Linked DNA regions of Homo sapiens: region 1 is linked to region 2. Evidence: read pairs that join two places in POLR2A ChIA-PET (ENCODE). Cell type or tissue: endothelial cell of umbilical vein. All regions are shown on one strand. Links, peaks and the distances in the headings refer to the core of each region. The heading gives the core; the rest is flanking DNA.

Region 1 (11,892 bases), core at 3,921-8,920, 91 kb after region 2:
CTGCTGGTGTCCAATCTAGGTTTTGAAGTATCAGACACTGATATTTGGGAACTCTGCAGAATTTGGAACGCTGAAGAAGGCGGCTGTGCACTACGATGGCTCTGGCCGCAGCTTAGGATCAGCAGACATGCGCTTTGAGCGGAAGGCACACGCCCTGAAGGCCATGAAGCAGTACTACGGCACCCCTCTGGCTGGCCGCCCTGTGAACATTCAGCTTGTCACATCACAGATTGATACATAACAGACACCTGCACAGAGCGTAAACAGAGGTGGCATGACTAGAAACCGTGGCGCTGGAGGTTTTGGTGGTAACGGAGGCACCCGGGGAGGCACCCGGGGAGGCACCCGTGGAGGCGACCGGGGAAGAGGCAGAGGCGCCGGCAGGAATTCAAAGCAGCAGCTTTTCGGCAGAGGAGATGGACGCCTATAATGCCAGAATGGACACCAGTTAAGCAGACCAGCAAATCCGCGTGCGCAACAGGACCCAGGCGGCTCCTCTCGCTCCATGGTGGGGAGGCCGTGGCTGGGGCTGTGTGGCCAATGATGGATTTGTTTCTTTTGTGTTTTAAAGTAGGATTTAAAAACTCGTGTAAAGATGTTTTTTCTTTCTTTCTTTGTTTTTAAATTCTGAAACAGAAAAAAAAAATCCCACGTTCACGTGTTGAAAGTTTGAAATACCGGCCGGGCGCAGTGGCTCACGCCTGTAATCCCAGCACTTTGGGAGGCCGAGGCGGGCGGATCACAAGGTCAGGAGATCGAGATCATCCTGGCTAACACTGTGAAACCCCGTCTCTACTAAAAGTACAAAAAATTAGCCGGGCACGGTGGCGTGCACCTGTAGTCCCAGCTACTCTCGGGAGGCTGAGGCAGGACAATGGCGTGAACCCGGGAGGCAGAGCTTGCAGTGAGCCAAGATCGCGCCACTGCACTCCAGCCTGGGCGACAGAGCGAGACTCCATCCCAAAAAAAAAGACTGAAATACTGTTAAGATGACAATAGTCCCCAGATGACCTACAGATTTAACACAACCCCTAGCAAAATCTCATGTGGTTTCTTTGCAGAAACCAGTTCTTTGACAAGCTGACTCTAAAATTCATATGGAAATTCAAAGGACCCAGATTTCAAAACTTAATACAAAACTACAATAATCAAGACAGCTTGATCCTGGCATACGGATGGACATATAGATCAATGGAATAGAATTGACAGTCTAGAAATAAACCCTCACATTTACAGTCAATTGATTTTTGACAAGAGTGCCAAGGCCATTCAATGGAGAAAGAAGTATATTCAACAGGTGGTGCTAGAACAATTGAATATCCGCCCGCAAGAGAAAGAAGTGCAACTGCTACCACATACCATATACAAAAATTAACTTGGCTGGGCGCGCTGGCTCATGTCTGTAATCCTAGCACTTTGGAAGGCCGAGGTGGGAGGATTGCTTGAGGCTAAGAGTTCAAGACCAACCTGGCAAACATGGCGAGACTTCATCTATTAAAAAAAAAAAATTAACTCGGCCGGGCGCGGTGGCTCACGCCTGTAATCCCAGCACTTTGGGAGGCCAAGGCGGACGGATCACGAGGTCAGGAGATCGAGACCATCCTGGCTCACACGGTGAAACCCTGTCTCTACTAAAAATACAAAAAATTAGCCAGGCGTGGTGGCGGGTGCCTGTAGTCCCAGCTACTGGGGAGGCTGAGGCAGGCGAATGATGTGAACCCAGGAGGTGGAGCTTGCAGCGAGCCGAGATCACGCCACTGCAGTCCAGCCAGGGCAACAGAGCAAGACTACATCTCAAAAAAAAAAAACTCAGCATGGATCAAATACCTAAATGTAAGAGCCAAAACTATAAAATATAGGGAAGAAATATAGGGGTAAATTTGTTTCTCTGTTACCCAGGCTGGAGTGCCATGGCGTGACTGTAGTTCACTACAGCCCCCAACACCTGGGCTCAAGTGATCCTTCCACCTCAACCTCAGAAGTAGCTGAGACTACAGGTGTGCACCACCATGCCTGGCTAATTTTGTTTATTTTTTTATAGGAATGAGGTCTCACTATGTTGCCCAGACTTGTCTCAAACTCCTGGCCTCAAGTGATCCTTCTGCCTTGTGACACTTGAAATTTATTTCAAAATAATAAGGAGGCAATATGAAACATTAAAAAAAAAAATTGGGGCCAGGCAGGGTGGCTGCATGTGTAGTCTCAGCTACTGGGGAGGCTGAGATGGGAGAATCACTTGAGCCCAGGAGGTCGAGGCTGCAGTGAGCCATGATCTCGCCACTTCACTCTAGCCTGGGCAACAGAGCAAGATCCTGTCTCAAAAAAAAAAAAAAAGGAATCATAAGACTTTTGCTTAAGAATTGCTGGGCAGGCACAGTGGCTCACGCCTGTAATCCCAGCACTTTGGGAGGCCGAGGTGGGCAGATCACCTGAGGTCAGGAGTTCGAGACTAGCCTGGCCAACATGGGGAAACCCCGTCTCTACTAAAAAAAAAAACAAAAATTTGCTGGGCATGGTGGCATGTGCCTGTAATCCCAGCTACTGGGGAGGCTGAGGCATGAGAATCGCTTGAACTGGGGAGGCGGAGGTTGCAGTGAGTTGAGATCGTGCCATTGCACTCCAGCCTGGGCAACAAGAGCGAAACTCAGTCTCAAAAAAAAAAAAACAAAGAATTGCTTAAGATATTTTTCAGATCCTGAATTCCAGCAAAACAGCTGATGTCAACCAGTTTGAAGACCCCCGCAGGGGAAGAGAATGAGCATGAGAACCCAGCTTCTTCATCTCCCTGTCCCGTGACTTCACCCCGCACACTTCCGCCCATCAACCACCTCCACGCTTCAGCCCACTCCAAAACTCTGAAAAACCCTAACTCCAAATTCCTGGGGGAGATGAATTTGAGGTTTCCTCCATCTCCTCGTTTGGTGGCCTTATGAAGAAACCTCCTTCTCTACTGCAACCTGGTGTATCTGTGTATTGACTTGCCGTGAATATCAGACAAAGGACCTATCTGCAGGTACTCTACATTGTTGGTGGCGATGTAAAATGGTCCAGTACCGTGGAAAAGCAGTTCCTCTAAATGTAAACATAGAATCACTAGGCTGGGCACGGTGGCTCATGCCTGTAATCCTAGCACTTTGAGAGGCTGAGGTGGGTGGATCACTTGAGGTCAGGCGTTCAAGACCAGCCTGGCCAATATGGTGAAACCCCGTGTCTACCAAAAATACAAAAAAAAAAAAAAAAAAAAAAGTAGCTGAGCATGGTGGTGCATGCCTGTAATCCCAGTTACTGGGGAGGTTGAGGCAGGAGAACCGCTTGAACCTGGGAGGCAGAGGTTGCAGTGAGCTGAAATCGTGCCACTGCACTCCAGCCTGGGTGACAGAGCGAGAGTCTGTCTCAAAAAACAAACAAACCCAGAATCACTAGATGACCCAGTATATTAAGCATGTATCTTTATTTTCTGCATTTTGATTCTTTTTTGTTTTGTTTTGTTTTCGAGACAGAGTCTTGCTGTGTTGCCCAGGCTGGAGTGCAGTGGTGCGAGCTTGGCTCCCTGCAACCTCTGCCTCCTGGGTTCAGGCTATCCTCATGCCTCAGCCTCTCTTGTAGCTGGGACTACAGGCACGCAACATCATGCTCAGCTAATTTTTGTATTTTTAGTAGAGATGGGGTTTCACCATGTTGGCCAGGTTCCTTGACCTCCTTGAACTTGAACTCCTGACCGCAGGTGATCTGCCTGCCTTAGCCTCCCAAAGTGCTGGGATTATAGGCATGAGCCACCATGCCTGGCTCATGGAAGGCCTGTATTTTGATTCTATTTTTTGACATCTGGGGCCTTGCTGGTGCTAGAGGAGGAAACTGACCCTCCCAGGGTTAGCTAATACCGAGAGATACCAAACAACTCATAGTTAGGAGTTTTTTAGGGTTTTGGAGTAGGCTGAAGTGTGGAGGTGGTTGATGGCTGGGGGTATACCTTTTTGTTTTGTTCTGATTTTTTATATTTTAGACACAGAGTAGCCAGGCGCGGTGGCTCACGCCTGTAATCCCAGCACTTTGGGAGGCTGAGGTGGGTGGATCACGAGGTCAGGAGATCGAGACCATCCTGGCTAACATGGTGAAACCCCGTCTCTACTAAAAATACAAAAAAATTAGCAGGGTGTGGTGGCGGGTGCCTGTAGTCCCAGCTACTCAGGAGGCTGAGGCAGGAGAATGGCATGAACCCGGAAAGTGGAGCTTGCAGTGAGCCGAGATCGCGCCACTGCACTCCAGCCTGGGCAACAGAACAAGACTCCATCTCAAAAAAAAAAAAATAGACAGAGTCTCACTCTGTTGTCCAGGCTGCAGTGTGATGGTGCGATCAGAGCTCACTACAGCTTTGAACTCCCAGGCTCAAGTGATCCTTCTGCTTCAGTCTCCCAAGTAGCTGGGACTACAGGCCTGTAATACCATACCTGGCTATTTCAAACAGTTTTTATAGAGGCAGGGTCTTGCTATGTTGCCCAGGCTGGTCTCAAACTCCTGGCCTCAAAAGATCTTCCTGCCTCAGCTTCCTGAATACCTGGGACTACAGGTGCATGCACCACCTCAGTCACCTGTGATTGATTTTTAATAGAGATGGGGTCTTGCTATGTTGCCCAGACTGGTTTGAAACTCCTGAGCTCAAGCAATCCTCCCGCCTTGGCCTCCCAGAGTGTTGGGATTAAAGGTGTGAGCCACTGCCTCCGGCTTGTCTATTTGTTTTTAACAATCCTTTAAAAATACAAAAACAATCTTAACACTGTGGGCTGTACACTGTAGCCTACGAGTGGATTTGGTCTACAGGCTAGAGTTTTCCAATCCCTTAATCCAGATGCTTCCAGCTGAGTCTTGGAAGGGGCTGCAGTCAGAGGCCATAGGCACCAACCTGCCCACAGGATCTCTTCCAATATGATTCCTCCCCAACTCCCATCCTCAGTCATTGCAATAGGAGTCAATTTCTAGTGAAACTGTATTAGTCAAGGCTCTCAAACAGAGTGAATAGGATATACATACAGAGAGAGAAAAATAATCCTTTCATTATTTTAAAGCACTGGCTTAGGCTGGGCGCGGTGGCTCATGCTTGTAATCCCAGCACTTTGGGAGCCGAGGCAGGCAGATCACCTGAGGTCAGGAGTTCAAGACCAGCCTGGTCAACATGGAGAAACCCCGTCTCTACTAAAAATACAAAAAATTAGCTGGGTATAGTGGTGCATGCCTGTAGTCCCAGCTAGTCGGGAGGCTGAGGCAGGAGAATCACTTGAACCCGGGAGGTGGAGGTTGCAGTGAGCTGAGATCATGCCATTGCACTCCAGCCTGGGCAACAAGAGCGAAATTCCGTCTCAAAAAATAAATAAATAAGAATTGGTTTAGGCCAGGCGTGGTGGCTCATGCCAGCACTTTGGGAGGCCAAGGCAGGCGGATCGCCTGAGGTCAGGAGTTCAAGACCAGGCTGCCCAACATGGTGAAACCCCATCTCTACTAAAAATACAAAAATTAGCCAGGCATGGTGGTGGGCACCTGTAATCCCAGCTACTTGGGAGACTGAGGCAGGAGAATCACTTGAATCTGAGAGGCGGAGGTTTCAGTGAGCTGAGATCATGCCATTGCACTCCAGCCTGGGCGACAAAAGTGAGATTCTGTCTCAAGAGAAAAAGAAAAAGAACTGGCTTCTGTAATTGCAGAGGCTGGCAAGTTCAAAATGTGTAGGGCAAGCTGGCAGGCTGGAGATCCAGGGAAGAGGTGGTGTTGCAGCCTCGTGTCTAAATTCTTCAGGCAGGCCAAGCAGGCTGGAAACCCAGCCAGGGTTTCTATGTTGCAGTGGAATCGAGGCCCAATTCCTTCTTCTTCAGGAAACCTCACTCTTTGACCTTAAAGCCTTCAAGTGATTGGATGAGACCTACCTGCTTTGTGGAGGGTCATCGTCTTTATTCAAAGTCTGCTGATTTAAATGTTCATCACAGCCAGGCACGGTGGCTCACGTTTGTAATCCCAGCACTTTGGGAGGCCGAGGCAGGAGGATCGCTTTGAGTTCAGGAGTTTGAGACCAGCCTGGGCAATATAGCGAGACCCTGTCTCTACAAAAAAAATAAAATAAAGCCAGGCGTGGTGGTGTGAGCCTGTAGTCCCAGCTACTTGGGAGGCTTAAGTGGGAGGATCACTTGAGTCTGGAAGGTTGAGGCTGCAGTGAGCTATGATCGCACCACTGCACTCCAGCCTGGGCGACAGAGCAAGACTCTGTCTCTAAAATAAAAATTAAAAAAGTTAATCATGTCTGAAAATTACCTTCATAGTAGCACCTAGACTGGTGTTAGCATCTAAACTGATGTCTAGACAGGCACCTTAGCATAGCCAAATTGTCAGAAAATTAGCTACAACATAGATCTTTTGTCTGTGCCTCAAAATCCAGGTTTAGCAGCCCTGGGGAGAGAAAAAGCTTTTGTTTTGTCTTTGAGACCCACCTCCCCAAGCTTCTTTTTTTTTTTTTTTTTTTGACACTGAGTCTCAGTCTGTCACCTAGGCTGGAGTGCTATAGTACGATCTTGGCTCACTGCAACCTCTGCCTCCCGGGTTCAAGCGATTCTCGTGCCTCAGCCTCCCAAGTAGCTGGGACCACAGGTGTGTGCCACCACACCCGGCTAATTTTTTTTTGTAATTTTAGTAGAGAAAGGGTTTTGCCATGTTGGCCAGGCTGGCCTTGGACTCCTGACCTCAAGTGATCAGCAGACCTTGGTGTCCCAAAGTTCTGGGATTATAGGTATTAGCCACCGCGCCCAGCCTTTTCATTTTTTTTTTTTTTTCTGTCTCCGAAGACTGGCCTCTTTCCAGGATGACTTTCAGTGAAATTTCCACTCCTTTCAGGGGAAACACAACTCCCACCCACACTGATAACAGACATTTCCTTCTTGCTGCATCAGGATGATGAGAATTGAAGTCTGGTTTAACCCTGTCCTTAACCTTCCCTGGGGCCCTGGATGGGTAGTTCTGTAGCTCCCGGCCTCTTGCTGACCACTGGACCAAAATACACAGAAGAATCCTATACAAGGTAAGCATTTGACGGATACCTCTTAGGTGGCCTCAGCTTTAGGAAGCTTTATTGGATCCAAAAATAGCTTTATTTCCCCAGGCCAGCCTCCCCACATACCTTGCCTCCAGCTTAGTGTCACAGTGCCTGTATCTCTGTGCGAAGAGTGATATTGGGGTGTTTGCAGGCTGGACTCAGAGCTGAAAGTCTCCCTGCCAAGTAGTGAGCATTTCACTATTCACGGAGGTGCCCCAGGGGCCAGCAGAGAGATTTCCAGAACAGGAAACACCCCCGCAGAAGTGGAGATCAACAGTAACAACAATGTATATTTCTAAACAGAACAGTGACTCATATTAAACATCTGTTTCACAATAGGGCCTTATATGCAAAACAACCCTAAGTATAGAAGGAGCCAAGAAACCAAAGAATGAGGCAGACAAATCCAGTTTGTCATCACGGGGTGTTTCACTGGGGGAACTATGGACAGAAGCATCGTCTTGGATGGCCACAAGGCAGGTAGATCTCCATGCTGTTACATCCCAGACTCAGGAACTATATACCATAAGGAAAGAATGCACATGCTCCAGAAGGAATGTGTAGGAATTTGCTTAAGGGCAGGATTTACAGTAAGTAGGAGTTCATCAAGGTTGATTTGATCCAAGTGTTACCAGAAAGGGGTCCCGATCCAGACCCCAACAGAGGGTTCTTGGATCTCGCGCCAGAAAGAATTCAGGGCAAGTTCATAAAGTAAAAGCAAGTTTATTAGGAAAGTAACGTGGTGAAGGACACAGCTACTCCACAGACAGGTTAGGAAGAGGAGGAATGTGTCCACCCTGGAGACAATACTTGTTTATATATAGCATAAGAAAAGATTATGGGGAGATGTGTTCTGCTACAAGGGTTTGTGATAAAGGATTAATTTTCTTACTGTATTTCGCAAGAATCGAAATTATCGTAGGAACGCTTCTGTTGTCAAGATATCGGGATATCAGGACACTCCTAAGTCTGGGTCTGTTTAGTAAACATTGTCAATCTGTTCCCTTAACTGTAAACATCTGGAGGCTAGGAATACCTCACTTTCTGGGAGTGCGGCCCAGCAAGCCCCAGCCTCATTTTTCTTAGCCCTCACTCAAGATGGAGTCACTCTGGTTCTAACGCCTCTGGCATAAGGGCAGGATTAATGGTAAGTATGCGCTTTTATATAAGGAATGATAGATAAACTGGAAATCTTAGAGGCATTCTTGGAACCAGGGTTAATCAGAAGCCTAGCTTCCAAGATGGAGTTATTTCAGCCTCCACAACATCTCTTCAGATAGATGGGACTTCACAGATTTCCCCAAGAATCACGGATAGAATTGGTTTGACAAGTGTGTGATTACATAGACCACTTTATGGCTCCCATAGAGGCTGGCATGATGGTTTACGCCTACAACCCCAGCACTTTGGGAGGCTGAGGCAGGAGGATTGATTGAACCCAGGAGTTCGAGACCAGCCTGGGCAACATAGGAGACCCTGTCTTTATTTTGTTTGTTTGTTTGTTTTGTGTTTTTTGAGACAATCTCACTCTCACTGCCAGACTGGAGTGCAGTGGCACAATCAGCTCATTGCAGCCTCGACCTCCTGGTCTCAAGCAATCGTCCTACCTCAGCCTCCTGAGTGGTGGGGACTACAGGTGCTTATCACCACACATGGCTAATTTAAAAAAAGAAAATTTGGAGCTGGGTTTGGTGGCTCACTCCCGTAATCCCAATACTTTGGGAGGCAGGCTAAGGCAGGTGGATCACCTGAGGTCGGAAGTTCAAGACCAGCCTGGCCAACATGGTGAAACCCCATCTCTACTGAAAATACAAAAATTAGCTGGGCATGGTGCTGTGCACCTGTAATCCCAGCTTCTCAGAAAGCTGAGGCAGGAGAATCACTTGAACCCGGAAGGTGGAGGTCGCAGTGAGCCGAGATCATGCCATTGCACTCCAGCCTCAGTGACAGAGTGAGACTCTGTATCAAAAAAAAAAAACAGAAAAAAAAAACTGTAGACAGGGTTTTACCATGTTGCCCAAGCTGCTCTCAAAGTCTTGAGCTCAAGCAATTCACCCGTCTCAGCTTCCCAAAGTGCTGGGATTACAAGTATGTGCCACTGTGCCTGACCTAAACAAAAGTTTATATATATGTATATATACACACACACATATATATGTGTGTGTATATATATGTATGTGTGTGTCTATATATATATATATATATGTATGTATGTATCTCAAAGAAATATATTTGTGGGTAAAATACTTTGATTTCTTTCAGGGCCTGCTATCTGTCATGCTGGTATCTCATTGCTAAAGAGTGTGTTTTGTCCATCTTAAGGTTTCTCTTTTCATGTTCATGCTTGTTGGCTATACCTGAATTTCAAAGGGAGGTGGGTATAATGAGGCATGTCCAAACACCCCTTCCCATGATGGCCTGTACTAGTGTTTCAGGTTAACTTTGGAATGCCCTTGGCTGAAAGAGGAGTCCATTCTGTTGATGGGGGTGCTTAGAATTTTATTTTTGGTTTGCACAGGAACTATTCACACTTGACAGCTCTTCAGATATTTTCAAACATGTTAGTCCCTGACTTTGGTTTTTTTTGTTCGTTTGGTTTGTTTGTTTTTTTGAGACAGAGTTTTGCTCTTGTTGCCCAGGCTAGAGTGTAGTGGCGTGATCTTGGCTCACTACAACCTCCGCCTCCCAGGCTCAAGCGATTCTCCTGCCTCAGCCTCCTGAGTAGCTGGAACTACAGGCACCCACCACCACGCCGGGCTAATTTTGTTTGTATTTTTAGTAGAGATGGGGTTGGCCAGGCTGGTCTTGAACTCCTGATCTCAGGTGATCCACCCACCTCGGCCTCCCAAAGTGCTGGGATTAGAGGCATGAGCCACCATGCCCAGCCAGTCCCTGACTCTTATATTCTGCAGGCGTTCAGCCATTCCTCATGTCACCTCTTTTCAAGTCCCCATCTCACCCATCTTAGCTCCTCCATGAACTTGATCTACCTATTTGGTGGTTTTCAACCCCGGTAGCACAATGGAATCACTCAGGGAGCTTTGACAAATGTAGATGCCTGAGAAAGCTTTAGGAGACTTCATGATTTTATTAAATACAAAGTGAAAAATGGTAATATAACAGTGGAAAATCTCAGAAGACACCACTTGAACCAAATGGTCAAGGTGAACATCTCCAGCAATGAGATATAATGCCATCATGAACCCTCTAATGTGATACACTAAAAAGGACACAGCTTGGAGGCTGAATACAGTAGCTCACACCTGTAATCCCAGCACTTTAGGAGGCTGAGGCAGGAGGATCACTTGAGCTCAGGAGTTTGAGATCAGCCTGGGCAACGTAATGAGACCCTGTGTTTACAAAAATATAAAAATTAGCTGGGCACGATGATGCATGCCTGTAATTCCAGCTACTCGGGAGGCTGAGGTGGGAAGATCACTTAAGCCCAGGAGGTCGAGGCTGCAGTGAGCTATGATTGCACCACTGTACTCCAGGCTGGGTGACAGAGTGAGACCCTGTCTCAAAAAATAAATAAAAAGGACACAACTGTACTATTACAGTCTCGTTGAGAAAAATGCATAGCCTCAATCTAACCACAAGAGAATATCAGACAAACCCAAATTGATGGGCATTCTACAAACTAACTGTCCAGTAGTCTTCAAAAGTGTCAAGACTGTGAAAGGGCAGGAATGTCTCAGTGCAGGCAGGAATGCCTCCGTGCCTCCAGCTGAGTAACGCTGACAGATGGCTGTAGACCTGGACAACATCTTGGCTACAACCTTAAGAGAAACCTTAAATCCAAACCATGTACCTAAGTCATTTCTGAATCCCTGACCAAAAAAAGTATGTAAAATAATCAATGTTTATTATTGGTGTTTTTTTTTCTTTGGAAACAGGGTCTCACTCTGTCACCCAGACTGGAGTGCAGTGGTGCAATCTTGGCTCACAGCAGCCTCAACATCCCAGGCTCAAGTGATCCTCCTACCTCAGCCTCCCTAGTAGCTGGGACTACAGGTATGCACCACCACACTTGGCTAATTTTAAAAAATTTTTTGTAGAAATGGATCTCACTATGTTGCTGAGGCTGGTTTTGTTTTTTTTTTTCCACTCTGTCATCCAGGCTGGAGTGCAGTGGGCCAATCTCAGCTCATTGCAACCTCCAGCCTCCCAGGCTCAAGCGATTCTCCTGCCTCAGCCTCCTGAGTAGCTGGGATTACAGGCACATGCCACCACCGCACCCGGCTAATTTTTGTATTTTTAGTAGAGAGGGGGTTTCACCATGTTGGCCAGGCTGGTCTTGGATTCCTGACCTCAGTTGATCCGCCCACTTCTGCCTCCCAAAGTGCTGGGATTACAGGCGTGAGCCACCGCACCCAGTTCACAGCTTCTTTTCTAAACCCCCGAGTCTTTTCCTGCAGTGCCTTGCCTCTCCTTTCTGGGATTTGGTCATGGCTTTGTGACCAGAGGCTTAGCTATTTCATCTCCTAAGAGTTGGACCTTTTCTCTAGCCTGTTAGGATCCTGAATGTCTCCTCTCCCACCCCCAGATTTGGGCACACATTCTTGAAAATCAGGCCTTTTTTTTAGAGACAGGGTCTTGCTCCATCACCCAGGCTGGAGTGCAGTGGTGCGATCATGGCTCACTGCAGCCTCAACCTCCTGGGCTCCAGCGATCCTCCTGCCTCAGCCTCCTGAGTAGCTGGGACCACAGGCACACACCACCACCCCCAGCTATTTTTCATGTGTGGTAGAGACAGGGCCTTGCTAAGTTTCCCAGGCTGGTCTCCAATTCCCAGCCTCAAGCAATTCTCCTGCCGCAGT
Region 2 (9,858 bases), core at 1,505-6,504:
AGGTGGGCAGATCACTTGAGGTCAGGTGTTCAAGATCAGCCTGGCCAACATGGTGAAACCCCTCTCTACTAAAAATACAAAAATTAGCCAGGCGTGGTGGCATACACCTGTAGTCCCAGCTACTTGGGAGGCTGAGGCAGGAGAATCACTTGAACCTGGGAGGCAGAGGTTGCAGTGAGCCGATATTGTGCCATTGCACTCCAGCCTGGGAGACAGAGCAAGACACAGTCTAAAAATAAATAAATAAGAATAAAAATAAGATAAATAAAAAACAAACAAAAAGCACATCCTACACAAGAAAGTAAGTGCCAGAAAGGCCAGGTGCAGTGGCTCACACCTGTAATCCCAGCACTTTGGGAGGCTGAGTCAGGCAGATCACCTGAGGTCAGGAGTTCAAGACCAGCCTCGCCAACATGATGAAACCCTGTCTCTACTAAAAATACAAAAATTAGCTGGGCGTGGTGGCGCACATCTGTAATCCCAGCTACTTGGGAGGCTGAGGCAAGAGAATTGCTTGAACACGGGAGGCGGAGGTTGCAGTGAGCCAAGATCGTGCCAGTGCACTCCAGCCCTGGCGACAGAGCCAGACTCTGTTTCAAAAAAAAAAAGTAAGTGCTAAAATAGAATGATGAGAATGCCATGTTTCTCCAGATGTTTGGGGGATTAAACAAGAAGAGCATCTCATTTATTCAAAAGTATATTTCTCAAGGCCAGACACGGTGGCTCATACCTGTAATCCTAGCACTTTGGGAGGCTGAGGTGGATGGATCACCTGAGGTCAGGAGTTTGAGACCAGCCTGGCCAACGTAGTGAAACCCATCTCTACCAAAAAATACAGGTGGCGTGCACCTGTAATCCCAGCTACTTGGAAGACTGAGGCACGAGAATTGCTTGAACCTGGGAGGCAGAGGTTGCAGTGAGCTGAGACAGTGCCAGCGCACTCCAGCCTGGGTGGCAGAGTGAGACCCTGTCTCAAAAAAAAAAAAAAAAGATATCTGTCTGTATTTGCATGTATGAATGTGAAAAAAGGATAAAGTGGCCGGGCGCGGTGGCTCACACCTGTAATCCCAGGACTTTGGAAGGCCGAGGTGGGCGTATCACAAGGTCAGGAGATCGAGACCATCCTGGCTAACATGGTGAAACCCCGTCTCTACTAAAAATACAAAAAAATTAGCCGGCCGTGGCGGCAGGCGCCTGTAGTCCCTGCTACTGGGAAGGCTGAGACAGGAGAATGGCGTGAACCCGGGAGGCAGAGCTTGCAGTGAGTGGAGATCGCACCACCGCACTCCAGCCTGGGCGACAGAGCGAGACTCCGTCTCAAAAAAAAAAAAAAAAAGATAACGTTAGATCTAAAAATACTGACTTGTAGGGATGTCCATGAAATTTGAAAATTGTCAAGTGAAAAAGCAGGAAGTTGCAGAGTAGAGTGAATAGAATGATTCTACTTTGATAAAAACAAGCAAAAGAAAAATCCCATATAGCTGTATATATCCTTTTGTATGTGAAAGAATACACACACACACACACACACACACACACACACACACACAAGGCATGGAAGGATATAATCCCAGATGCTAGTTTTGGTTATAAGATGGAAGGAGGGTTTATATACAGAGGTTATTGTCTTTATATATACTTTAAAAATAAAGGCAGAAAACATAAAGATAAAATAGTTAACAAACACAGAAACAACAAAAACACACCCAAAGAAACAGCTGAGCGTGATGGCCCACATCTGTAGTCTCAACTACTTGGGAGGCTGAGGCGGGAGGATCACTCGAGCCCAGGAGTTCAAGGCCAGCTTGGGCAACATAGCAAGACCCCGTGCCTAAAAGAAAAGTACTCTCAGCTTATTACTAGCTAGTGTATATCAGGAACTCCAAGACTGAAAGCTGTATTATCTAAAGTCTTTGCCAGATCCTTTAAAAAAAAAAAAAATAGAGACAGGGTTTCACCATGTTGCCTAGGCTGCTCTCAAACTCCTGGGCTCAAGCAATCCTCCCTCCTCAACCTCCCAAAGTGCTGTGATTACAGGTATAAGCCACTGTGCCCGGCAAGTCTTTGCCAGATCTTGAAATGTTCATGTCAGTACTCAAAGTATTAATTGTGTGTGTCTGTCTGCACATGCAGGTGTGTATAGAAAGAGTCAGGGTAGATTGGAGACAAGGGTGGTGCTCAGTAACGGGGCAGCAGAGACCTGCCAGGAGTGGTCTTGGGTGCCCCATACCTTTATTTTTTTATTTTTTATTTTAATTTTTATGTATGTTTATTTTGAGACTGTGTTTCATTCTGTCACTCTGGCTGGAGTGCAGTGGCAAGACCACAGCTCACTGCAGCCTCAACCTCCTGGGCTCAGGTGATCCTCCCACCCCAGCCTCCTGGGTAGCTGGGACCATAGGCATGCACAATCCCCCCGGGTAATTTTTTCTTTTTTATGTAGCTACAAGGTTTTGCTATGTTACCCCAACTGGTCTCGAATTCCTGGGCTCAAGCAATCCTCCCGCCTAGGCCTCCAAAGTGCTGGGATTACAGGGATGAGCCAACGCGCCTGGCCCTATTTTTTTATTTTTTAGACTAGTCAAGTGGAGTAGTGAGAAGGCATTAAACAGTAGAACAAGGCCAGGCGCAATGGCTTATGCCTATAATCCCAGCACTTTGGGAGGCGGAGGCAGGTGGATCACTTGAGGTCAGGAGTTTGAGACCAGTCTGGCCAACATGATGAAACCAGGTATCTACTAAAAATACAAAAATTAGCCGGGTGTGGTGGTGCACCCCTGTATCCCAGCTACTCGGGAGGCTGAGGCAGGAGAATCGCTTGAACCCAGGAGGTGGAGGTTACAGTGAGTGGAGATCATGCCACTGCACTCCAGCCTGGGTGACAGAGTGAAGTAAGACTCTGTCTAAAAAAAAAAAAAAAAAAGCTGGGTGCAGTGGCTCATGCCTGTAATTCCAGTGCTTTGGGATACCGAGTTGGGTGGATCACCTGAAATCAGGAGTTCTGAGACCAGCCTGGCCAACATGATGAAACCCTGTCTCTGCTAAAAATACAAAAATTAGCCAGGCATGGCGGTGGTCGCCGTTAATCCCAGCTACTTGGGAGGCTGAAGCAGGGAGAATTGCTTGAACTCATGAGGCAGAGGTTGCAGTGAGCCAAAACTGCACCACTGCACTCCAGCCTGGGTGACAGAGCAAGACTCTGTCTCAAAAAAAAAAAAAAAAAGGAGTTTGATCTGTAACTGACTATGAACAATCAACTGAGATAAGAGGTAACTCAGCTACCTTCGGACCAGCCTGGCACCCCATTCCTCTATGGGTTGAACCAGGAGCTGGGGCAGAATCTGAAACTGGAGCCAGGAGCTGCACCAAGTCAGGAGCCAGGGAGGCAGGAACTGAGCCAAAATGGGAAGCCCAGCCAGACAGGCAGCCCACAAGCCAGGAGTAGGGAGACAGCTCGGAATTGGCCCAGGTGATGGATGGGATCAAGTGTCCGCAGGACAAGTTGATCTCATCCTACACTAGCAAAATAATGCCATGGCCCAAGATGAGGCATCCTTTGAGGGAAAGATACAAGATCATTTGTGGACAAGCTGAGTTTCAAATGCCACACAGAGATGGCCATCAGGCAGTGGGACCATCCAAAGGGTTGTCAGAGCTGTCAGCTTAGTGTCACCCTCATAGAGATGACAGATGAAGCAGTGGGCCTCGATTAGAAGAGAGAAGGGGGGCTGGGTGTGGTGGCTCACGCCTGTAATCTCAGCACTTTGGGAGGCTGAGGTGGGTGGATCACCTGAGGTCAGCCTGGCCAACATGGCGCAACCCCGTCTCTACCAAAAATACAAAAATTAGCTGGGCGTGGTGGCGGGCACCTGTAATCCCAGCTACTTGGGAGGCTGAGGCAGGAGAATTGCTTGAATCTGGGAGGCAGAGGTTGCGTGAGCTGAGATTGCACCACTGCACTCCATCCTGGGCGACAAGAGCAAGACTCCATCTTAAAAACAAATAAACACTAACTGATAGGGATATAAGTCAAAATAGGAAAAAAAAAAGTGGATATCTCTGGGATATCATATGTCTCCCAGGATATAAACTGGAACTCAAGCAGTAAGCATGACTGAGTGGAAAGTGGCATGAAGTTATCTTCTAAGGAACTACAATGTTGCATATCTTCTGTGATAGTAACATGGGTATATAACTATGTAATGCTTCTTCAGGCTATACACTTAAGATTAGTATACTTCATATACTTTACAGGCTGGGCGAAGTGGCTCACACCTGTAATCCCAGTACTTTGGGAGGCCGAGGCAGGTGGATCTCTTGAGGTGAGGAGTTCGAGACCAGCTAGGCCAACGTGGCGAAACCCCGTCTCTACTGAAAATACAAAAATTAGCCAGGCGTGGTGGCTCACACTTGTAATCCCAGCTACTCAGGAGGCTGATGCAGGAGAATCACTTGAACCCAGGAGGTAGAGGTTGCAGTGAACTGGGATTGCCTGGCGACAGAGTGAGACTCCGTCTCAAAGAAAAGAAAAAAGAAAGAACTTTGGGAAGCTGAGACAGGAGGATCACTTGAGGCCAGGAGTTTGAGACCAGACTGGGCAACATAGTGAGATCACTGTGTCTACAAAACATAAAAAAAATTAGCTGATGCTGGTGGCTACAAATTTTTTTTTTTGAGATGGAGTTTCACTCTTGTCATCCAGGCTGAAGTGCAATGGTGCAATCTCGGCTCACTGCAACCTTCGCCTCCCGGGTTCAAGTGATTCTCCTGCCTCAGCTTCCCGAGTAGCTGGGAATACAGGGATGCACCACCACGCCCAGCTAACTTTTTTTGTATTTTAGTAGAGATGGGGTTTCACCATGTTGGTCAGGCTGGTCTCGAACTCCTGATCTCAAATGATCCACCTGCCTCGGCCTCCCAAAGTGCTGGGATTACAGGTGTGAGCCAACATGCCTAGTCGAAAATTTTTTTTAAATTAGTAGAGTGTGTTGGCACATGCCTGTAGTCCCAGCTACTCTAAAGGCTGAGGTGGGGGGATCACTTGAGTCTGGGAAGCCGAGGCTGCAGTGAGCTATGATCACACTGCTGCACTCCAACTTGGGCAACAGAGCTGGATGCTATCTCAAAATAATCTTTTTAAAACAAATAGTTATCTAAGGCTAATAACAACCAGTAAAAGCAGTCTCTGGCCAGGCACTGTGGCTTGCATCAGTAATCCCAGCACTTTGGGAGGCCAATGCAGGAGGATTGCTTGAGGCCAGGAGTTTGAGACCCGCCTAGGCAACATAGCAAGACCCCATCTCTACAAAGAATAAAAGAAAAAATTAGCTGGACATGGTGGTGCATGCCTGTAGTCTCAGCTACTGGGGAGACTGAGTTGGGAGGATCACTTAAGGGCAGAAATTTGAGGCTGCAGTGAGCTATGATTGTGCCATTGTGCTCCAGCCTGGGCGACAGAGTCAGACTCTACCTCTAAAAAAAAAAAAAAGGTTTTTTTTTTTTTGAGGCAGTCTTGCTCTGTCACCCAGGCTGGAGTGCAGTGGTGCGATCTTGGCTCACTGCAACCTCCACCTCCTGAGTTCAAGCGATTCTCCTGCCTCAGCCTCCTGAGTAGCTCGGATTACAGGCATGTGCTGCCACACCCGGCTAATCTTTGTATTTTCTTTAGGGTGGGGGGACGGAGTCTTGCTCTGTAGCCCAGGCTGGAGTGCAGTGGCATGATCTTGGCTCACTGCAACCTCCGCCTCCTGGGTTCACGCCATTCTCCTGCCTCAGCCTCCCAAATAGCTGGCACTACAGGTGCCCGCCACCATGCCCAGCTAATTTTTGTATTTTTAGTAGAGACGGGGTTTCACCATGTTAGCCAGGATGGTCTCGATCTCCTGACCTCATGATCCGCCCTCCTTGGCCTCCCAAAGTCCTGGGATTACAGGCGTGAGCCATCGCGCCCGGCCTAATCTTTGTATTTTTAGTAAAGATGGGATTTTGCCATGTTGTCCAGGCTGGTCTTGAACTCCTGACCTCAGGTGATCCGCCCGCCTCGGCCTCCCAAAGTGCTGGGATTACAGGCGTGAGCAAAAATTTGTTTAAAAATTCCAAATAGTTCTCTAAGGCTAATAACAACAAACAAAACCAGCCTCTTTCACTTCCCGTCCTTTCCTCTCCTTTCCTTTCCCCTACCTCCCCTCTTTTGTCTGACTCTCACTTTCCAGAGCAGCCCTGGGAAATCTTTATTATTATTATTATCATTATTTTAAAATAGAGACGGGGTCTTGAAATCCTGGGCTCAAGCCCTCCTCCCACCTCGGCCTCCCAAAGTGCTGGGATTACAGACATGAGCCACAGTGCCCGACCTAAAAATAAAATTCTAAGTCCTCAACAAACTCAACCCCTGTTGGCCCAGGAAACCCCAGAGAAAGCTTGGAGGCTGAGTTCACAGGCCGTGACAGGAAGAGAGATCAGACACAGCTCATTATCCCCACTCCCTCACTAACTACCATTAGACTTTCTTCCCTAGGGGCTAAACGGAAACCAGCCCTTTCAGTTTTTCATTATTACCAATAATGTCCCTTACTAGCTCTTCCTCACAGATACGGAACAAAGACAAGATGAGATTCATCCCTTCTGCACCTCTCCCCAAGACACCTGCCTTCTCTATTCCCTTTACCTTCAAATGCACACCTTATCTTATGTAAAATGTAGACTCACTGGGCACAAGTAGGCAATCACTCATCTCATTGCCACCACCCTACCTTTTCCTTTTTTTTTTTTTTTGAGATGGAGTCTCAGTCTGTCGCCAGGCTGGAGTGCAGTGGCACGATCTCGGCTCACTGCAACCTCCAACTCTCAGGTTCAAACGATTCTCCTGCCTCAGCCTCCCGAGTAGCTGGGATTACAGGCACGCGCCAACACCCCCAGCTAATTTTTGTATTTTTAGTAGAGACGGGATTTCACCATGTTGGCCAGGATGGTTTCACTCTCCTGACCTTGTGATCTGCCCGCCTTGGCCTCCCAAAGTGCTGGGATTACAGGCGTGAGCCACCGCGCTCAGCCTTTTTTTTTTTCTTTTTTTACAGTCTCGCTCTGTCACCCAGGCTGGAGTGCAATGGCATGATCATAGCTCGCTGCAGACTCAATCTCCTAGAGTCAAATCGATCCTCCTGCTTCAGCCTCCCAAGTAGGAAGGACTATAGGTACATGTCACCACGCCTGGCTAATTTTTTTTTTTTTTTTTTTAGAGACGGAGTCTTGCACTGTCACCCAGGCTGGAGTACAGTGGCACAATCTCAGCTTACTGCAACCTCCACCTCCTGGGTTGTGTGAACTGTAATTGTGCCACTGCACTCCAGCCTGGGTGACAAAGCAAGTCCCTCTCTCTAAAAAACGGGGAAAAAAAATGCCAGGTGCGGTAGCTCACGCCTGTAATCCCAGCACATTGGGAGGCTGAGGCAGGCGGATCACCTGAGGTTGGGAGTTTGAGACCAGCCACCCCAACATGGTGAAACGCTGTCTCTACTAAAAATACAAAAATTAGCTGGACGTGGTGGTGCATGCCTGTAATCCCAGCTACTCGGGAGGGAGGCTGAGGCAGGGAGAATCGCTTGAATCCAGGAGGCGGAGGTTGCAGTGAACCGAGATCACACCACTACACTCTAGCCTGGGTGACAGATCGAGGGAAAAAAAGGAAAAAAACAAGAGCTGACACGGCAATGGAGTTGTTTTTTTTTTGTTCTTTTTTGTTTGTTTGTTTGTTTGTTCTGAGACGGAGTCTTGCTCTGTTGCCAGGCTGGAGTGCATTGGCACGATCTTGGCTCACTGTAACCTCCGCCTCCTGGGTTCAAGGGATTCTCCTGCCTCAGCCTCCCGACTAGCTGGGACTACAGGTGCGCACCACCACACCCAGCTAATTTTTGCGTTTTTAGTAGAGATGGGGTTTCACCATGTTGGCCAGGATGGTCTCTATCTCTTGACCTGGTGATCCACCTGCTTTGGCCTCCCAAACTGCTAGGATTACAGGCGTGAGCCACTGCGCCCGGCCAGACTTTTTTTTTTTTTTTTTGAGATGGAATCTCACTCTGTCACCCAGGCTGGAGTATAGTAGTGCGATCTCGGTGCTCTGCAACCTCTGCCTCCCGGGTTCAAATGATTCTCCCTGCCTCAGCCTCCCGAGTAACGGGGATTACAGGCATGCGCCAGGATGCCCGGCTAATTTTTGTATTTTTAGTAGAGATGGGGTTTTGTCATGTTGGCCAGCCTGGTCTCGAACCTCTGACCTCAGGTGATCCACCTGCCTCGGCCTCCCAAAGTGCTGGGATTACATGTGAGAGCCACCACCCCTGGCCTGTAATGGACTTCTGTTAACCACTTACTACATAGCAGGCTCTGTCTCTGAGCTTTTTATCCATTATCTCATGAAGTCTTTGTAGCAACCTGATGAGCCTAGTATCATTACAATCTCCATTTTACCAGTAAGGAAACCAGGGTTAATGGAGGATTCAGGTTCAAGAACTTAGCTCAGATCACACAGCTAATAAATGGTGGAACCAAGCCCAGGCAACTGGAGTCCAAGCTTGTGCTCCCAGCCATGCTCAACACCACCTGCAACATAGAGATCACGTGTGTGTGCAGCAGGGCTCACTATAAGAAAACTGCTCGAGGCCGGACGCGGTGGCTTACGCTTGTAATCCCAGCACTTTGGGAGGCCAAGGTGGACAAATTTCTTGAGCTCAGGGGTTCGAGACCAGCCTGGGCAACATGGCAAAACCCCATCTCTACTACACACACACACACACACACACACACACACACACACACACACACAAATTAGCCAGGCGTGGTGGTACATGCTGTGGTCCCAGCTACTCAGGAGGCTGAAGTGAGAGGATCGCTTGAGCCTGGGAGGTCGAGGCTGCAGTGAGCCGAGATGGTGCCACTGCACTCCAGCCTGGGTGACAGAGCAAGACCCTATCTCAAAAAAAAAAAAAAAAAACCCAAAACAAAACAAAACAAAAAAACTGCTTATACATGGAAGGAGTTATCATTGCTTAAGACTCTGAGGTCCAAGAAGGGGCAGTGACCTCTTTGTCACAGTGACCCCTTCATGAAGCACTGGAGCCACTGGTTGGGAGCAGGGAGGAAAAGTCATCTAGGCTGTCACCCTGCTCCTCCCAGGAGGGTGGATATCCAGCCTGGTGCCTCCCAGCTTGCCCTGTCTCAGCTCTTATGAACTTGGTGGATGTCTGACTGCCCCAGGAGAGCTTTAATGGAACCGTAGAGTCACAGCCTCAGCTGAAACAGTGGATTCTTAATGGAGAAGACAAGGTCATTACCAAACACAGCAGGAAGGCAGAGGACGGGGAAAAAAAATAAAAAGAGTGGTTTCTATGGAAGCAGCCCCATTCCAGCCGATCCTCGGCTCATATTCCCAACCAGGACTTCTGTTTCTGCTCCAGGTATCCCATGTCTTCTGAGGCCAAAGTTCATCTTTGTGCCTGGGTTCCTTGCCTGCCAGAGGCTCACCTCACCTGGGTCCTCACCCCCCAGCTTCTGTCCTATCCCAGAACATATTGGAATTTGGGCCTGAAGGTTGGAGAGGATTAGCTCACAGGCAGGGACAAGTTTATTTAGGAAAAGCTTCCTAGCGATTCTAAGATGCGGCTGCCTCTCCCCTGTTGCCGACTGATAGCCACTGTGTAGAGTTATTGTTGCTGTCGTTTTTTCCTATGAGACAGGGTCTTGCTCTATTGCCCAGGCTGGAGTGCAGTGGTGCCATCACAGCTCACTGCAGCCTCGACCTCCCAGGCTCAAGGGATCCTCCCACCTCAGCCTCCCAAGTAGCTGGGACTACAGGCATGCGCC

What was found. ChIA-PET counts read pairs that join two places held together with the same protein. Peaks named below come from ENCODE experiments on the same cell type or tissue, not always from the same donor. Only the 100,000 strongest peaks of a DNase experiment are listed, where the experiment ranks them.
Region 1: POLR2A ChIA-PET joins it to region 2 with 5 read pairs; 3 of 35 experiments call an interaction of 5 or more read pairs at or near these places.

Annotation. Positions count from the first base shown.
Region 1 is chr7:75,835,693-75,847,584 of GRCh38, forward strand. It overlaps the pseudogene LOC100129130. Among named protein-coding and RNA genes, the nearest start is that of CCL24, 28 kb to the left of the region's middle. RefSeq lists an enhancer at 7,241-7,460. In endothelial cell of umbilical vein, for the core only: no CTCF peak of the experiment used is centred there; DNase peaks (open chromatin) are centred at 7,009 and 7,359; H3K27ac peaks cover 1,615 bases.
Region 2 is chr7:75,747,112-75,756,969 of GRCh38, forward strand. No RefSeq gene overlaps it. Among named protein-coding and RNA genes, the nearest start is that of HIP1, 13 kb to the left of the region's middle. In endothelial cell of umbilical vein, for the core only: no CTCF peak of the experiment used is centred there; no DNase peak of the experiment used is centred there.